2 separate regions of the Mus musculus genome follow, and region 2 is linked to region 1. A link is a loop called in an ENCODE intact Hi-C map of the cell type or tissue named here. Cell type or tissue: left cerebral cortex. All regions are shown on one strand.

Region 1 (8,000 bases):
TGTCTTGTTACTGTGTGGTTGAAGGAAGGTGGGTCTGGGCGCTGCCTTTGCAATCACCTTCAGGCCACAAGCACTGCCCTGCCAGGGTCTGGGACAGTTCTGCTCCTGGGGGACCATTTGCCCCTTCTGGGATGATGAGAACATGCCACCAGGCCAGACTTTTTTGTGTGTGTGTGCATTCTGGGGGCTGAACTTAGGCCCTTGTACTTGGAAGGCAAATGCCTTACGGATTGAGTTATATTCTCAGGCCTGCCTCCTTTTCTGAGACAGAGTCTCATGTACCCCAGGCAGACTACTAATTCTCTATGTAGCTTATATGATATGAACTTCTGTCTCTACCTCCTGAAAGTTAGGATTATAGGTATGTACCAGCACACTCGTCTGTCTAGTGCTGGGAATGGAAACCAGGCCTTTGTGCGTGCCAGGCAAGCGCACCACCAACTGACATACTACACCTAAGCCCTGGGGGTGGGGGTGGGGGGAGAGTTTGCAAGATGTTTTCGAGTCACGTACATTGACAGGTTCTTAAAATTGATATCCCCTCCCCCGCCAAACACTTGTGTCGAAATATTTTGTTGCTGTGCCTCACGTGGGCACCTGCACGTCCCTTCTGCTGATTCCCCCATGTGGCGTGGCTTTGAGAAGCCCAGTTCTGGCTGGGTCCCAAGTGCTGAGGCAGCAGAGCTTGCCAACCTGATTGTTGCATGGCTGGTCGTAGCTCATGTTCCTGCCTTCCTGAGGGATTTAGCGCCTACTCATCATCAGTTGAAGTGTCAAGGACTCTTTTGCTGGAGGAAATAAACTTGCATCTTGCACTTTTTACCTGTAGGAATGTAATTGTCATTCAATCTGTCACCTGCCAGAGAGATGGCTGTGCCTTCCTTTCCGTAGAACAGCCTCTCTGCAGGTTAGAAGAAGAGAACTGAGAAGTCTTGGCGTTCAGCGAATGGGGTCCTTTGAAAATACATTTTTATTACACCTCTTTAGTGTGTACACATGTGTGCACACTAGAGAGAGCACACGTGTGCATGCAGGATCACAGCACAGGACACTCTGGAGGTCAGAGGACAACTGTCAGACGCAGCTTCTCCTTCCACTGAGTGGGTCCTGGGGAGTGAACCCATCTTCAGGCTTGTTGTGTGTCCTTACCTGCTGGGCCATCCCACTGGACCCAGAGTTGGGGAGGCTGTGAATGAAATACAAAGGAGTTGACTGTGATGGTGGACAGCCAGAGAAGTGCAGAAGACAAAGGTGAGCAGACCCAGGCCTCGGTTCCCCCCTCCCAGCCTCACAAGGTCAAAGGAAATAGAGTGCTTACAAGAATGTAATATCGCTGTTTGGATCCGACTGGACCTACTGCTTCACCTCCATCCTTCTGGGCTTCCATATAAGCACACAGAGTCACGGGAACACACTGAGCAAGGTCAGGGCTCTTGCCCTCCCAGCATTAGCACTGATCGATCTCTGCAATGGCCGCTGTTGCTTCTGCTTCCTCTTCCTCATCGTCCAGCTTAGCAAAAAATGTATGTGTATGTGTTTTCAGGTCCCTAGGAAACCCAATTTTCCCAAATTCCAAAAGGTAGAAGGGACACATGGCTGTCTGTGGTTTCTATTAGCACACCAAAGGTCAGGCTGGCCTCCAGACTCCCTTCATATCACAGCGCCTGTTACAGGGTTAGGGTTTATCCTGGCTCTTCTCACTCCTCCCCCACCCTAGCTCCTCTAGCTCACCGCGTTCCCTCCCACCTCACTATTCACTCTTATAACCATGTTAGACATGATCGCTTTCTTTGTCTTTCCCTCTCTGTTTTTGTCTCTCTCTGCCTCTCTTTTCCCCATTCTCTGCTCTCCTGCACTCCCCTGATATCTGTCCCCCACCCCCCTTCTCCTCTGTTCCTGTTTCTCTCCTGGCCAGTCAGATCCAGTCTGCTGGCCACGATCAGTCTCCTACTTTTTCTCTCTGCTGCACACTCCTCCAGATGCTTCTGGCTGCTCTCTCCATCACAGCTTTAATAAAAGTCTTCTGTCTCAACCATACAATGGAGCAGTCGTGTTGTCAGTTAATACATTTGTCTGTCTATGCACCTGTGTGTGGGTGCCTGGAGCTCAGAAGAGAGCACTAGGTCTCCTGGAGCTACAGGCAGTTGTGAGCTGCCCAGGAACTGCACTCTGGTTCTCTAGGAGAACAGCAAACACTAGTAAATGCTAAGCCATTTCTTCAGCACCCCTCCCCATTTTAAGACAAAGTGTCATGTAATTTGGGCAGACATTGAACTTACTATGTAACCAAGGATGACCTTAAACCCCTGTGTAAATGTTGTGTTCTTCTGTGGCTACTAGCAACACACTATGTTTGTTGTGGCATTTGGAAGGCGGTGACTGAGGTGCTATGCAGGGAATGTATAGCCCCAGTGGTGCCTAAGTTGAATGACATGAGCTACAGGCTTAGGGGGAATTCCACTCAGGTGCAAACACTCTGTCATGGGAATGGCCATTTCTTCCCAGAAGGTCACACTTCATTTTTAGCAATCACTGAAACCCCCTAAACAGGCCTTTAGACAAATCCTGGCCTTGGTATGCCTGTCATCTTACCCAGGTGGCAGAGTCAGGCCTTAAGTGGGAGGTGGCGGCATGGACTACAGATGCTGCCAGTGTCCTCTCCTCTACCTGGGAACTCAGCTTCCAGTCTCCTGCCATTTGAATCTTATCAGAGCTGTCGTCCTCTGACAGAGTCTCCCTACTGCCCCAGATTCGCCACCCAGAATGCCTTGCTTATCACTAAACCAACTCCCTCAGCCCATCTAACCAGAGAGATAGAAACTAGAGAGGAGGATACAGATGGCTGTCTATTATGTGCTGATGTTAGTAGTGTTGCTAGGGTTACAGTCTGGGCCCTACAGCCCTAACAAGCCATGCTCAGCAGCCCATTCGCAATAGGCTAATTAGACCAGAAATAGTGAAAAGCAGAGGGAGGGGAGTTATTCACAGTGGCTATGGAGGTGAGTGACCCTTTAACAAGACCTTCGAGTTTAAATAGAGGGCCAGAGGTATGTATGGCTAAGCCTTGCAGGAGCTTGGTCCAGTCCCTCCCTGACCTCACCGTCCCTCCCTCACTGATGTGGCCCCGCCCTTCACTGATGTGGCCCCGCCCCTCACTGGTCTATTCCTGTCTCACTTCCACTCTCTCCTGTAAGGTGGTCTGACAAGTTATCAACATCCTGTGAGGTCTCTTCCTGGGACACAAGCTCCCCTCTGGCTAGCACCAGGATCCCTGTCTACTCTCTCAGTACTCCTGGGGAAATGCCAATCTCGTGGGATCCATTGTCTCAGTAGTCTGATAGCCAAAGGGAGGCGAGCAGATGTCTCTACAGAATAGCTTTATTTTTGCTAGAACTGTAACACTTGTTTCCTCAAGAGGGACTATATTTACAAGTGGCCCCTCAACAGCTGTCCCCTCTGGGACATCTCCTGGACAACTTTGTCTTCTGTCTTTATTTCTCCTTTATAAACACATGGATCTTTCTGTCCACCTCCCCAACCCCTGCCATCCCCTAAAGGAAGCCCTGAAGCCATTTGTCTCATTGCCTGAATCTGAATCTGGCTCCCCAGAGATCAGCACTACAATCCTAACCCAGTGCTCTTTGTAAACAGATACCAGGGGTTGGGAAGATGGCTTAGTCAGTATAATTCTTGTCTTGGAGGTGTGAGGACAAAACCGCCTCCTGTAGTGGGATATACTTATAATTCCAGCACTGTGGAGACAGACAGGTCCCTGGGCCTCACTAGCCAGCCACCCTAACCAACTTGGTAAGTTCCAGGCTAAAGAGACCTTGACTCAAAATACAAGGTGGATAACATTTGAAGAACAACGTCCCAGGTTGCTCTCCGGCCTATACACACAAGTATATACATATCCAGATACAAAAATGCAGTTGCACACACAAGCTCCTTTTTGGTTGCAGTAGGAGAGAAAGAACACTAAGGGGCGCTATTGGGCCACTTTCAGCTCCTTCCTCTTCAAACTTCCAATGCTCTGGACTGCCCCAGATCTTTTGAATCTCCAAGCACACCTGTATTGAAAAAAAACCCTACATCTATGTCTTCCTAGATGCTCACATCCCCAAATTCTGGGCCACACCTTCGGACTCCCCAGATGTTAGATCCCTAATTTCTCAAACCATCCCAGCCCCAGACCCTTACGCTCGAAGTCCTCAGACTGTCAGCTCCAGGTCCCTGTGACCTGCAGCTTTCCCTGCCCCTGTCAAGAGTTCATGCCCTCGCTGCTCTACCTCTGGACTCCTAGACTCCTAGATGCAGAAACCTTGCACACTGCAGTCTTCAGATCCTTCCAGAGTCCTCATAAGTGTCCTGGTAGGAACGACTCTATTCTAAAAGGACACGTGCTCCTCTGTCAGACTATTGAGATGATGCACCCCCCCCCCAAATTGAGAACTTCCCCAAGCACCTCATGTTGGGAGAAGATAATGGCTGAAGGCTGGTGCCAGCCAGAGGGGGAGCTTGTCTCCCAGAAAGAGATTTCACACAGTTCTGACAGCTTGACAGACTACCTTGCAAGAGAGATGTGAGCTCAGACAGGGATGGAGGGCAGGACCACACCTTGACCGGGACAGCTTAGTTATGCACCGCTCTTGCCCTCTGTTTAAACCTGAACCTCATGAGTGCCCTGAAGATGGAGTTAGTGGGAGAAGTGGATGTCTTTATTTGTTCCACTCCCCAGCGCAGCCCCAGTGAGTAGACCCTCTCTTCTCTGCAATTCGGCATCACTTGAGTGTTTAAGTGTCCTATGGAGGGCAGGTGGTTCTAACAACTCCAGTAACTTGTAGACCCCTCAGAGCAATCAGGCTTCTACAACCTCCCACAGACCCCTAGACTCTACACAGCTAGAGACCCTGGGCTCAACTTACCCCACTTCTACCAGCCCCCCAACTCTCCACGCCAACATCTGTGCCCTTCAGTCACACAGTATCCTCATCCGAGGCCCTGGGGGAGTTCTGTGCCAGGGATCTGGGTGTTGGTCACCCCATGAACTGGAAGATGGGTGCCTGCCTGTCTTTGGTGACAGCCATTACACTAAAGCTCTGGAACCCTGCCACCAACCGACCCACATTCTTCATAGAGGAGTAAACAAAAGCATTGTGGGAAAGAGGAATTATTCTGTTCCCTGGCATTTTAGTAGCAGAACCGCAGGCTGTCCACTGTAGGGCACTTACAGTAGTGCCTGGTATACAGTAAGTGCTCAACAAATGCTGGCTATCATTAGCATTACTGGAACCCACACACTCAAATCAGCAGTCTTGGCTACTACCCGGGCTGACCTTGCCCAAGGCCCAATTTGAGACTGTTCTATCTTCCTACTGTTTAGATTATGGGAGTTGGCCCAGGGTATCATAGTCAACACAGTTCACGATTAAAACCAGAACTAAGACAGGGGAAGGTGCCTCAGTTGGTAACGTGCTTGCCATCCAAGCATGAAGACCTGAGTTTGAGATCCAGGATCTAAGTGGGGAAGCCAGGTGTAGTCTGAGTGCACTGATGAGCGGTCAGGTGCTTGCTGCGAACCTGGCAACCTGAATGTGATCTCTGAGATACACGTGGTGGACGGAGAAAACTAACTCCTGCAAGCTGTCCTTTGATCATCACATATGCCCCGTGTCACATATGCATGCACACAAGTATACACACATGCACACACACGCACACGCACACGCACACGCGCACACACACACACACACACACACACACACGACCAAGACACCTCTAAGTCATGCTGCCCTTGCTTAAAGTCTGGTCTCCTGGACAAGCCAAGGAAGGAAGCAGACTGGTCCAGCACAACACATGCCTTCACAGGTGAGGGAAGAGGCACCAGGTAGTGAGCTGTGATTGGCCTGAAGCAACAGCGGGGACACAGGCAGGACTAGGCACTGCTGCAGCTCTTTATTGCTCAGTGAAACGCCTGGGAGGTCTGCCTACACTGAGACCTCAAACACTGGGCTGCTCCACCTGGCAGACACATCCTAGGCTGGGGGAACACCCCGGGGTCTGGCTCACTATGCTCAGCCTGAGTGAAGAGGCTCTGAAGTACTCCTGTCCCCAAGTTCTGAAAGAGCCATTCCTTCCTATCTCCACATTCTACTTGTGATAGCGGTGCTGTCAACTTGACAGGACCTAGCATGGCCTAGGAGACCAACCTCTGCTCATGTCTGTGAGGGAGTTTCTAGGTTGGGTTGCTTGCGGTGGGAGGACCCACCCTTGCTGTGAATGGTACCGTCCCATGACTAGAGATCCCAGTCGGAATAAAAAGGAGAAAGTGAGCTGAGCCCCAGCAGCCATCTCTCTCTGCTTCCCACCTTTGGATGTCATGTGACCAGCCGTCTCACCATGGTGTACGGTGCCCTCGAACTGAGAGCCCTGCTTAGCCCTCCTATGCAAGCTGCTCTCACCGGGTATTTGGCCCCGCCCTTCACGCCGGCGAGTATACATCCTAGCCAACTCTCCTCTTGGAAGTTCATGATGGCATCGTAACTTTAGTAGGGTCCCCAGACAAACTCCTGTTACCCTTTAGCCTTTTGGTCTATTGTCATTGGTCCCGTGGCTTTGGCAAACTTCACTCATCTGAATTTGGACAGTAACCCATGAAGGATATGGGGTGTTAACAAACCTACAACAGCCCCAGAAATATGGGCTCCATGTAGCCAAGGATGGCCTTGGACTTTTGATCTCTTGCCATCGATTCTCAAATGCTGGGATTCCAGACTTGTGCCACCAGGGCTACTTTATGCAGTGCTGGGGATGGAACCCAAGGCCTTGTACACACCAGGCAAGCTCTCCATCCTCTGGATAAATGTCTCCTGCCCTTTATCCCTCAAGCTCAGAGGTTCTCAACCTTTCTAACGCTGCCACTCTTTGATACGGTTCCTCATGTTGTGATGATCCCAACTGTAAAATTACTTTAATTGCTACTTCATAGCTGTAATTTTGCTACTGCTATTAATCGTGTGTCTGATATGGGGGATAGTTGATATGTGACCCACCCCCAAAGGAGTCTTAACCCACAGTTTGAGAACCGCTGTTCGAGCCAGTGGTCTGAGGAGCAGTTCGTCGCCTTCAGGAGATTTATGCCTCACTCCCAGCCAGTCACTCCCAGCCACTCACTGGGTGCTGCACAGTTTTTTGTTGTCTCTATTTCTTTTCTAGTTTCCTTCTCTGCTCCCTGCCCAAGCCCTGTCTCAGCTCAGTTCTCAGGGGAATCCAAGTAGATAGGAGAACACGGCTGAGGAAGGACTGCTGCCAGGCAGTGTGCATGATACTCAACCAGTGGCCATCAGCCTTGCCAGGTCTCACACCGTTCAGCTGTGGCCCCAGCCAACACTGAGCAAAGCAGACCGCCCACCAAGGCAGGTCTTCCATTCCACACCATGTGCTCCGGCGCCCTCTGCTGGTAATTACAGGTTCTGTAGCGACGTCCAGGACTGATTACAGTCCATCTCCCAGTAAACCCTGGTAGCCTTAGCTTCTTCTCAGCTTGTGATCTTTATGCAGTTTAACAAGAGCCACTGTCCGGAGTTGGGGCGCTAGTGAGAATGCCAGAGAAGAGAAGTGTGTGTGTGTGTGTGTGTGTGTGTGTGTGTTTCAGACTGAAGTTAAGAATGGCAGAGTTAACCGAAGACATACTTAGATACTTTAACATTCTTTTTAGTTACAATTTTTCTTTGTTCTTGAGAATTTTATACATGTATACAAATGAAATATGGTTATACTCACTCCTCATTTCCCCTTTATATTTCTTCAACATGCTCCTTCCACCTTTGTATCATATATTTACATATCATACTTTAGATATATGAATGTATCATTATATGTATTATATATATGTACTTTGTATCACACCACACACACACACCTTACTAAGCCCACTGCTTGGTGCTGCCTGTGTGTGCGGCCATCCAGTGGTGTGGGGGAAACCTACCAGTGACCACATC
Region 2 (8,000 bases), 680 kb after region 1:
GTCGTGGAATTCAAGGACAGCTTGTAATAACCAGTTCTCTCCTGCCACCGTGTAAGTCCGAGGGATTGAACTCAGGTCCTCAGGCTTGGCTACAGATGACTTTCCCCACGATGTCATGTGACCTGTCCTTGCCCGTCTTTTCAAAGCACCATCTCCAAAGGCATTCAGGTTCTGATGTAGCGGGCTTAGGGCTTGAAAGCATGAATTTGAGGCACTAAAACAAAGATGCCAGCATGGTAAAAACAGTGACGCTAGGTGAAGTGTCCAGCGGCTGTCCCAGGGCTCCTGGAGATCAGGGTGGCAAGGAAGGAGACTTGGCTCTCAGAAACTCCCACAGAAGTTTGAGAAGTTCCCGGTTCTACTGCGTGAAGGGACATCAGTGAAAGGAACATATCTTCCCAACAGTGTGTCAGCTTCTCTGGAAATGTAAAGAACATGCTAGAGAGATTTTGGAAATACAGTAGCCCTCTTCAAATCCACCACTCCCTGTATGGTTTTTCTCTCCCACATCCAACAATAAGAGTGAGCATAGTAAGCCAGGCGTGGTGGCACATACCTTTAATCCCAGCACTCAGGAGGCAGAGGCAGGAGGATCTCTGAGTTCGAAGCCAGCCTGTCTACAGAGTGAGTTCCAAAGCAGACAGACAGGGATACAGAGAGAAACCCTGCCTCAAACAAGCAAACAAACAACCAACCAACAGCGTGAGCATGACACAGTAGGATAGATTGAAAGAGGAGAGAGAAGTCACATCTGTATAACTTCTTTGTTCAGCTGCTCTCTAGCCCAGGCTAGTCTCTAACCTGATTTGTAGCAGAGGGTGAGAACCTTGAACATCTAATCCTACTTCCACTATCTCCTGAACGCTGGGATTATAGATCGGCAACTGGAGATCAGTCTAGAGTTCCAGGCACGATAGGTAAGGGTGCTACCAACTGAGCTACAACCCCAATCCCTTCATAGAACTTTCCATTACAGTATAAATTGTAACTAGTATCTTTTACTATTAATTATAGGTGTTAATAGCCTTAAATTTTTTTATTATGTATAATTATTGGGGGAGGGGATATGTACATACCACAGCATGTGTGTGATGGTCAGAAGACAACTTTCTGGAATAGGTGAGCTCTGGTGGCAGGCTCCATATGCTAGAGCCTACCATTTGAGTCCTGAGAACCAAATTCAGGTTGTCAGCCTTGGTAGTGTATGCTTTTACTGGTCGACCCATCTCACAGGTCCAGCTGTTAATCTCTTATTATGTCTCATCCTGATAAGTAGATTTTATCATCGACTTGTGAAGAAGAAAGTTTGATCTCATAGGGTCAGACTATCCATAAAATTGGGCAGCCACTGGGAATCTTCCATGTCTTCCGTGGAAAGGGGGACGACATGAAATCCCCTGTCTGGATACCACAGATGTCACAGGCCCCTCTGGTGCCCTGCAGTCTGGAAGAAATGGCAAAGGAACTGGACATTCTCCTGTCTCATCACTGGATCCTTGTAAAGGACCAGAGTTCAGTTCCCAGCACACCACACCTCCAGTCAGGTGGCTCTGCCTGCCCTCTTCTGGCCTCCGTGGGCACCAGAACTCACGGGTGAATACCTACACAGAGGCACACAATGACTGACACAGTAAGTCTTTAGCAAGAGAGACAGTCTGCTGATAAGAAAAGTAACTGCTCTTTCCAGGAGTCTGTCTGGCTCCTCTATTCTTCCTTGGTTACTCCTGGCCTATCACTCAGGAGGCAGAAGCAGGTTCATCAAAGCCGCATCCTGTGACAGGCTTGTTAAGTGCTAGAACAAGTTACCTGGAGAAGAGACCTCAATCTGGCTGAGGTGTGGCCTCGCCTCCAGGCAGGAAGGAGAAATAGATGGCCTCTTTGAGACTCTGCCTTCCCTGGGATTTCAGGCAGACATTAACATCTGGAGAGTGACAGTATCTGAGAGATCCCTGTGGCCTGAAGCCAGCACTAACAGGGTGGCCCAGTCTGGGCAAACTACCTGGAGCTAGGGAACTGGTAGACTTGTTGATAGGTGTGGTGTCCGCAGGATTTCCCATCTGACAGAGCAGGAAGTGTAGATGAGAGTTTTGGTTGTTAAGGAGACAGTGGCCAAAGCTTGAGGCCATGGTATATGTGTGCCTCACACGGAGGCACACAGAAGGCCCTATGTAATGGTGCCTGGGAGGACCTGCCTGGGAGGTCTCTCCTCCAGCTCCCAAAAGTCCTAGCTGATAAGAGCTCCAGACTCCAACCAAGAGTTGTGCATATTTTAGCATCTAGCTTTGCCTTCTTGTGTGTTCTTAGGAACAAGGGCCCAGGCATGAGAGAAAAGTAAGACTGAAAGATGGCTAAGAACACAAGCCAATGGCCCCAAACCCAGAGGCTGTGCACCAGGCTGCCGCAGCCCTGCACAGGGGACATTACATGCCATCAGTCAGCTTCCCAGACGAACCACCGCTCCACCTGAACATTCAACATCTAAGTCGAGGGCCCTTGAGGCTGAGGGCCAGGGTCACGCTCTTCTGCATGTCTGTTTGGCATAGTGCAGAGCTCAGACAACTTCTAGAATCAGTCCTCTCTTCCCACCAGCCTCTCTACCCATTGAACTGTCTCACAGTGCTGTTTCTTGTTTATTTTGGATTGGCTTTTTGAGATAATATCCCATTCTGTAGTCCAGGCTGGCCTGGAGCTCAGAGCAATTCTGCTTTGGCTTCGCAAGTGCTAGGGTTACAGACCTGAGCCACTGATTCTTTTATCTCTACTCTCTCCTCCCCTTCCTTCTCCTCTTCCCCTCTCAGAGCTCTTTCTATCCCTTTAAGACAGAGCATCTTGAATTCACTGTGTAGCTGAGGATGACCTTGAACTCCCGGCCTTCCTGCCTCTGCCTCCTGAGTGCGGGAACTCCAGGCATGCCCCAACCACCACGCCTGGATTTATACAGTGCTGGGCATCGATCTCAGAGCCTGTACAAGCCAGGTAAACACTCCACCCATTGAGCCCCACCCCCAGCTTCCCTCTTCATTTATTTAGTTAGGATAGTTGCAGCCGGTTATGGTGGCGCACGCCGGTAGGATTTGCTAAAGGAGGCAGAGGCAGGAGGATCACAAGTTAGGATAGTTGCCCCAAAAAAGTGGCATTTAAACTATTTGAATTTTCTGTAAGAACTACCCAATTAAAGCCAACTACAAATGCTCTCATTACCCTGGACATCTACACCTTAAAGATGGCTACTTTTTGGCTTTTTCATACAATGGCCAAGTATTAAAATTTCAGACAGATTGGGGATCGCAGAGGCCTTGGGATCCACCTAACGAAAGTCTCAGCCCAGGAAGCACATGTCCCAGTCCCCTGACCCACCACAAGTTGACTAACTGCCTCTCAGCTGCGCCTGCTTAGCCAGCCCAGCCTCTCATTTTATCTCTACCTGTTCAAATCTTCAACTGCTACCCACGCCCCTCAAACACGGCCTTCTGTCCATCTCTTTGCCTGGCTCTTCTTCCCTGAGGCCATGTTTGATATAGTCCCACTCCCGTTCAGTGTCCCGTCTTCAGCAATGGTTCCTGTTTTGTGGAGAGGGCGGGGCGTGTGTGCGTGCGTGCATAAGCGCCGGGCGCCAGAGAGCAGGCTGTCCAGTGCTGTTCCTCACATACCCTCTACTTCTCTTCCCCACGCCCCCAAGACAAGGTCTCTCGCTGGCCTGAATTTACCAGAGAGCTAATATGCAGCCACCGGATCCACTTTCTGGGATCCTTCTAGGAATCAGATTCTGATGCCTGCAAAGCAAGCACTTCAATGGCTGACCATCTCCCCAGCCCACTCAGTCTCCGTTCTCTACCTGCTCTTCCATTCTTCTCAGGTGGACTTGCCCTCATCACCCTCCAGCCTGAGGAAGATATGAGCCTTCCTCATATCTTCTATGCTTCTCTGTGTCAGCACCGCCCTCCACTGGCCGGGTCCCATTAACAGGATCTTGCTGGACGCTTCCCACCATGCTTTGCGTACTCAGGCCTGCCTCAGGAAGGATCTGGGCTATCCGTAAAACAGCAGGAAACATTCTTCTCACTGTCACCCCACTTTATCCAAACCATAAAGGGGGTGCCCAGGCAGAGTCTTCAGACCGATGCTCTCAAGGCACCTCTGCCTCCAGCAGGTAAGAACGAACTCCTCAGGAGCACTCACTTACCTTCTTTTTAATTTTTTTTTTTTTGTCGCTGCGATGAAATACCCAGACAAAAAGCAATGTAGAGGTGGAGGGTTTATTTCAGCTCCCAATTCCAGTTTATAGTCGATCTTTGTACAGAAGTCAGGGCAGGATCTTCCAACAGCTGGCCACATCACAGTGTCGAGAGCAGAGGCAAATGACTGTGCACACTCACATGCATGCTGGCTTATACTTCGCTCAGTTTCTCAACTCTCATTACAGTCTAGGAACCCCTGCAAAGAGAATCGTGTTGCTAGTGTTATGTAACCTAATACAATCTAAAAGCATTTGGGAGGAGGAACCTCGGTTGAGAAAATTCACAGATTGGCCTGTGGGCAAGCCTGTAGTGTATTTTTTTAATTGATGGTTGAGGTAGGAAAACCCAGCTCACTGTGGGCAGTGCCATTCCTGGGCAGGGGGTTCTGGGGTGTATAAACACAAGCCACAGAGAGCAAAAGGGGATCAGTGCCCCTCAATGGCTTCTTCATCAGTTCCTGCCTTCAGGTTCCTACCTTGGGACCCTACCCTGGATTCCTTTCATCCTCGACTACAACCATAAGCTGAAATAAACCCCCTCCACACCAGATTGCTTTGGGTCATGGTGTTTATAACAGCATTGGGAACCCTAAGACAGGAATGGTGCCACCCACACTGGGTGGGGACTTCCCACATTAAGACAATCCCCTGCAAACATGGCCACATGTTCAACCCAATGTAGACGATTCTTCATTTTTCCCAGATGAGTCTAGGCCACATCAAGTTGACAGTTAAAACTAACCATTGTACCTCCTTGACTACCGTCTGTTTCCTTTCATTCTGGGGAAGTGAGTATCCAGTTGCAGACCTGAAGGCCAGAGGCACCCTAGGATATGGTGACAGAGTGGATGTGCATCCTCATGTGGAAGAAAGTTCTTGTTCTATACAGCTCCCAAGTCCTCCAACCCTACCCCACGGAAACCTGTTCCTTCAGGAAACCCACACACAGTAGGCCAGCAACAGGAGTCTCCATGACTACTCCAACCTAACCCACCTCATTTCCTCACATGAAAACGAAAGGCAGGGCTGAGAGCCCTGATCTGCGGAGGCTTGTGTTCAGGCTCGTCCGGATGGAATATTAACCACACCCACTAGCACAATATACCAGCTTTAAAGTGTTTTCCGAAAGAATTCACGTAAAAGAAAAAAATGACAGTGTACATCTCCTCCTCGGTGCGTCTGTAATGTTCCAGAACCTACAGAGAACAATGAGACAAGAGGCCACCTCATAGACAAGCTTGGCCGGCTCTCAACACTGTGACCCACAACCTTAGCGGGAAGTGTGGCCTGGCATGAACTTAGCCACGAGTGGCTCTGAGCTTCCAGAAGTTGTTAAGGTCTGTTATTAAACTAGGTGTGGACAGCCTTACGTCGTACTGAGTGACTTCGTCTCTGATACTGTCTGTGATTCTCTTTGTAGCTTTCTTGCCTCTTTCCTCAAGGGGCTGGAATGGAAGTTGGAGAGATTGCTCAGTGGTTAGTACCTGCTGTTCTTGCAGAGAATTAAAGTTCAGTTCTCAGCACCCATGCAGGGCGGCTCCAACTCAGCGCCACCTGCAGCTTCAGCTCCAGGGTTCTGACACCCTGTCTGGTCTCTGCAGGCCCCCATGTAAGTGTGCACATAAACACACATGGACACAACATATACACATAATAATAAAAGAGGGAGGGAGGGAGGGAGGGAGAGAGAGAGAGAGAGAGAGAGAGAGAGAGAGAGAGAGAGAGAGAAGCTGATATGGGGCTCTATGTGGAACCAGCAAGACCTTCAAAAAAAGAAGCCAAATTAAGGAGCATAAAGTTGTGGTTGTTTCCTATATTCAGTACAGGAATGAGGGGGAGGTGAACGTTGCTGGGCTCTGCCCAGAAGAAAGGTGGGAGACATCCCTGGGCTACTGGACACCAGCCCTGTGCTATGGAGTGTCACGTACCTCCTTCATTTGGTATTCACAGCCCTGTTAAAGTAGGTGTTATCACATTTTACATGTTCAGCCCGAGCCTCAGAAAGATTAAATCGTTGCCAACATAAACAGTTCCTGGGTGGCAGGGCCAGGACAGAAATCCAGATCTGCCCCAGCCCACGCTCTTCCCATCTGGGTGCTATGTCCAGGCACGCGACATGTCCACCTACCCACACTCCCGGCCTGGGTCAGCCAGCTCCCACTAAGGGAGGGCAGGAAAGAGAGGTGGGATGGAATGGGGGTGTGGAATAAGGAGGTGGTAGATTGGTCCCATTTAAGCCTAATAAAGCAGAGACAATGGGTGCTTGAAGCTCAGGAGAGACTCCCTACACACAGGAGGGACTTGGCATACCTGGTGAGACAACAGGGCTGACAGGTGCCAAGTGACACTTGTCATTCCAACACCCCAGCAACTAGCAAGATGGGGAGGGCAGGAATAGAAGGAACAGACATAAGGGGCGAGGGAGAGAGAAATGTCCTTATCACGAATGAAAGTAGAAGACACAACCGTGGACTGAGAAAAGAGGAACCTTGACAGAGGAGGCCTGAGGCAGGGATATCTTTCTCATCTTCCCAACCCGGAGCCAGCTGGGTGGGAAAGGGAAGAGTCACCAGAAAGCCAGGAAATCACTAACGAGGGCCAGCCCCATCCAAAGGGAGGGCCAGGCAGAAGGTGCCTGCTGCCAGACAGAGGCTGAGGCGTGGGAACTGCAAAGACACTCTTGAATGGAACCACTGAGGTGGCTCCTGTACAGGTCATGAACTGCAGGCAGTGGGAAGCAAGCCGATTGCAATCTTGAAGGGAGGGAGGGGAAGACTAGGAAGCTTCAAGGGCGCGGTGGCGCAGGCCTATAATCCCAGCACTTGGGAAGCAGAGGCAGAAAGAACACCTATGAGTTCCAGGCCAGCCTGGTCTACGTAGCGAGTTTCAAGCCAGCCCAGGATAGATAGACTGTCTCAAGAAAATATAACAAGGCAAACAGTGTATTTGTGTGTCTGTCTGTGTGTGTATGTATACACAAACATAATATACATACATACATATGTATATATATATATATATATATATATATATATATATATATATATACACATTTGTGTGTGGGGTGTTTGGGTGTGTGTGTGTGTGTGTAAAGCAATGTTAGGGAAGTTTTGTTTCTTTTAAGGAAGTATTTGCGTTTGTATTTATGTGTCTGGGTCTGTGCCACTTGTGAGCTGGTACCCGGAGAAGTCAGAGAGAGTATTGGATCCCCTAAAGCTGAAGTTAAAGAGCTGCGAGCTCTCCTTATGGGACTGGGAACCAAATCCTGACCCCTGCAAGAGCAGCGAGTGCTCTTCTCCTCTGAGTCTAGTGAGTTTGTTTGTTTGTTATTTTGTTAAGGCAGAGACGCTGGGCTGGGGTGAGAGTTCATTCGGTAAGATGCAATGCCTTTGCAAGCTTGAAGACCTGCCTTCTCCAGACCCATTTAAAGACAAAAACAAAAGCTGCCCCTGATTGTTCCCATTTATAATCCTGGCACGGAGTGCAGAGACTGGGTCCCTAGGACTCGCTTGCCAGCAAGGCTAGCTTACTCCTCCAGTCCCAGGCCAGTGAGAGTTGTCTCAAAGGGAACGGCAGCACCTGAAGAGCACCTGATGTTGTTTCCTGGTCTCTACATGCACACATGTGCAAGCACACTCACATACATAGGTATACAAATGCACACTCACACGTACACACACACACAAAGAGAGAGGCGGTTGGAATATGTATGGAAGCAAGAAAGGAACCAGGGAAACTGGAAGACTTAAACTGTCTGAGTGAT

The links. Peaks named below come from ENCODE experiments on the same cell type or tissue, not always from the same donor. Only the 100,000 strongest peaks of a DNase experiment are listed, where the experiment ranks them.
Region 2: it touches region 1 in a loop (2.4-fold over the local background); 6 of 42 quality-filtered maps call a loop at or near these places.

What each region holds. Positions count from the first base shown.
Region 1 is chr1:118,765,053-118,773,052 of GRCm38, forward strand. No RefSeq gene overlaps it. Among named protein-coding and RNA genes, the nearest start is that of Tfcp2l1, 140 kb to the left of the region's middle. In left cerebral cortex, CTCF peaks have their summits at 3,980 and 7,448 (motif pointing left); DNase peaks (open chromatin) are centred at 3,983 and 7,455.
Region 2 is chr1:119,440,202-119,448,201 of GRCm38, forward strand. Gm33490 (a long non-coding RNA gene) reads right to left here and starts at 3,943. Exons shown (of 2, transcript XR_003947965.1): 1 at 3,836-3,943; 2 at 1-418. Gm33575 (a long non-coding RNA gene) reads left to right here and starts at 3,677. Exons shown (of 2, transcript XR_387314.2): 1 at 3,677-4,150; 2 at 5,027-5,603. LOC115487115 (a long non-coding RNA gene) reads right to left here and starts at 5,294. Exons shown (of 2, transcript XR_003947963.1): 1 at 5,232-5,294; 2 at 4,238-4,434. In left cerebral cortex, a CTCF peak has its summit at 3,940 (motif pointing left); DNase peaks (open chromatin) are centred at 6,182 and 7,793.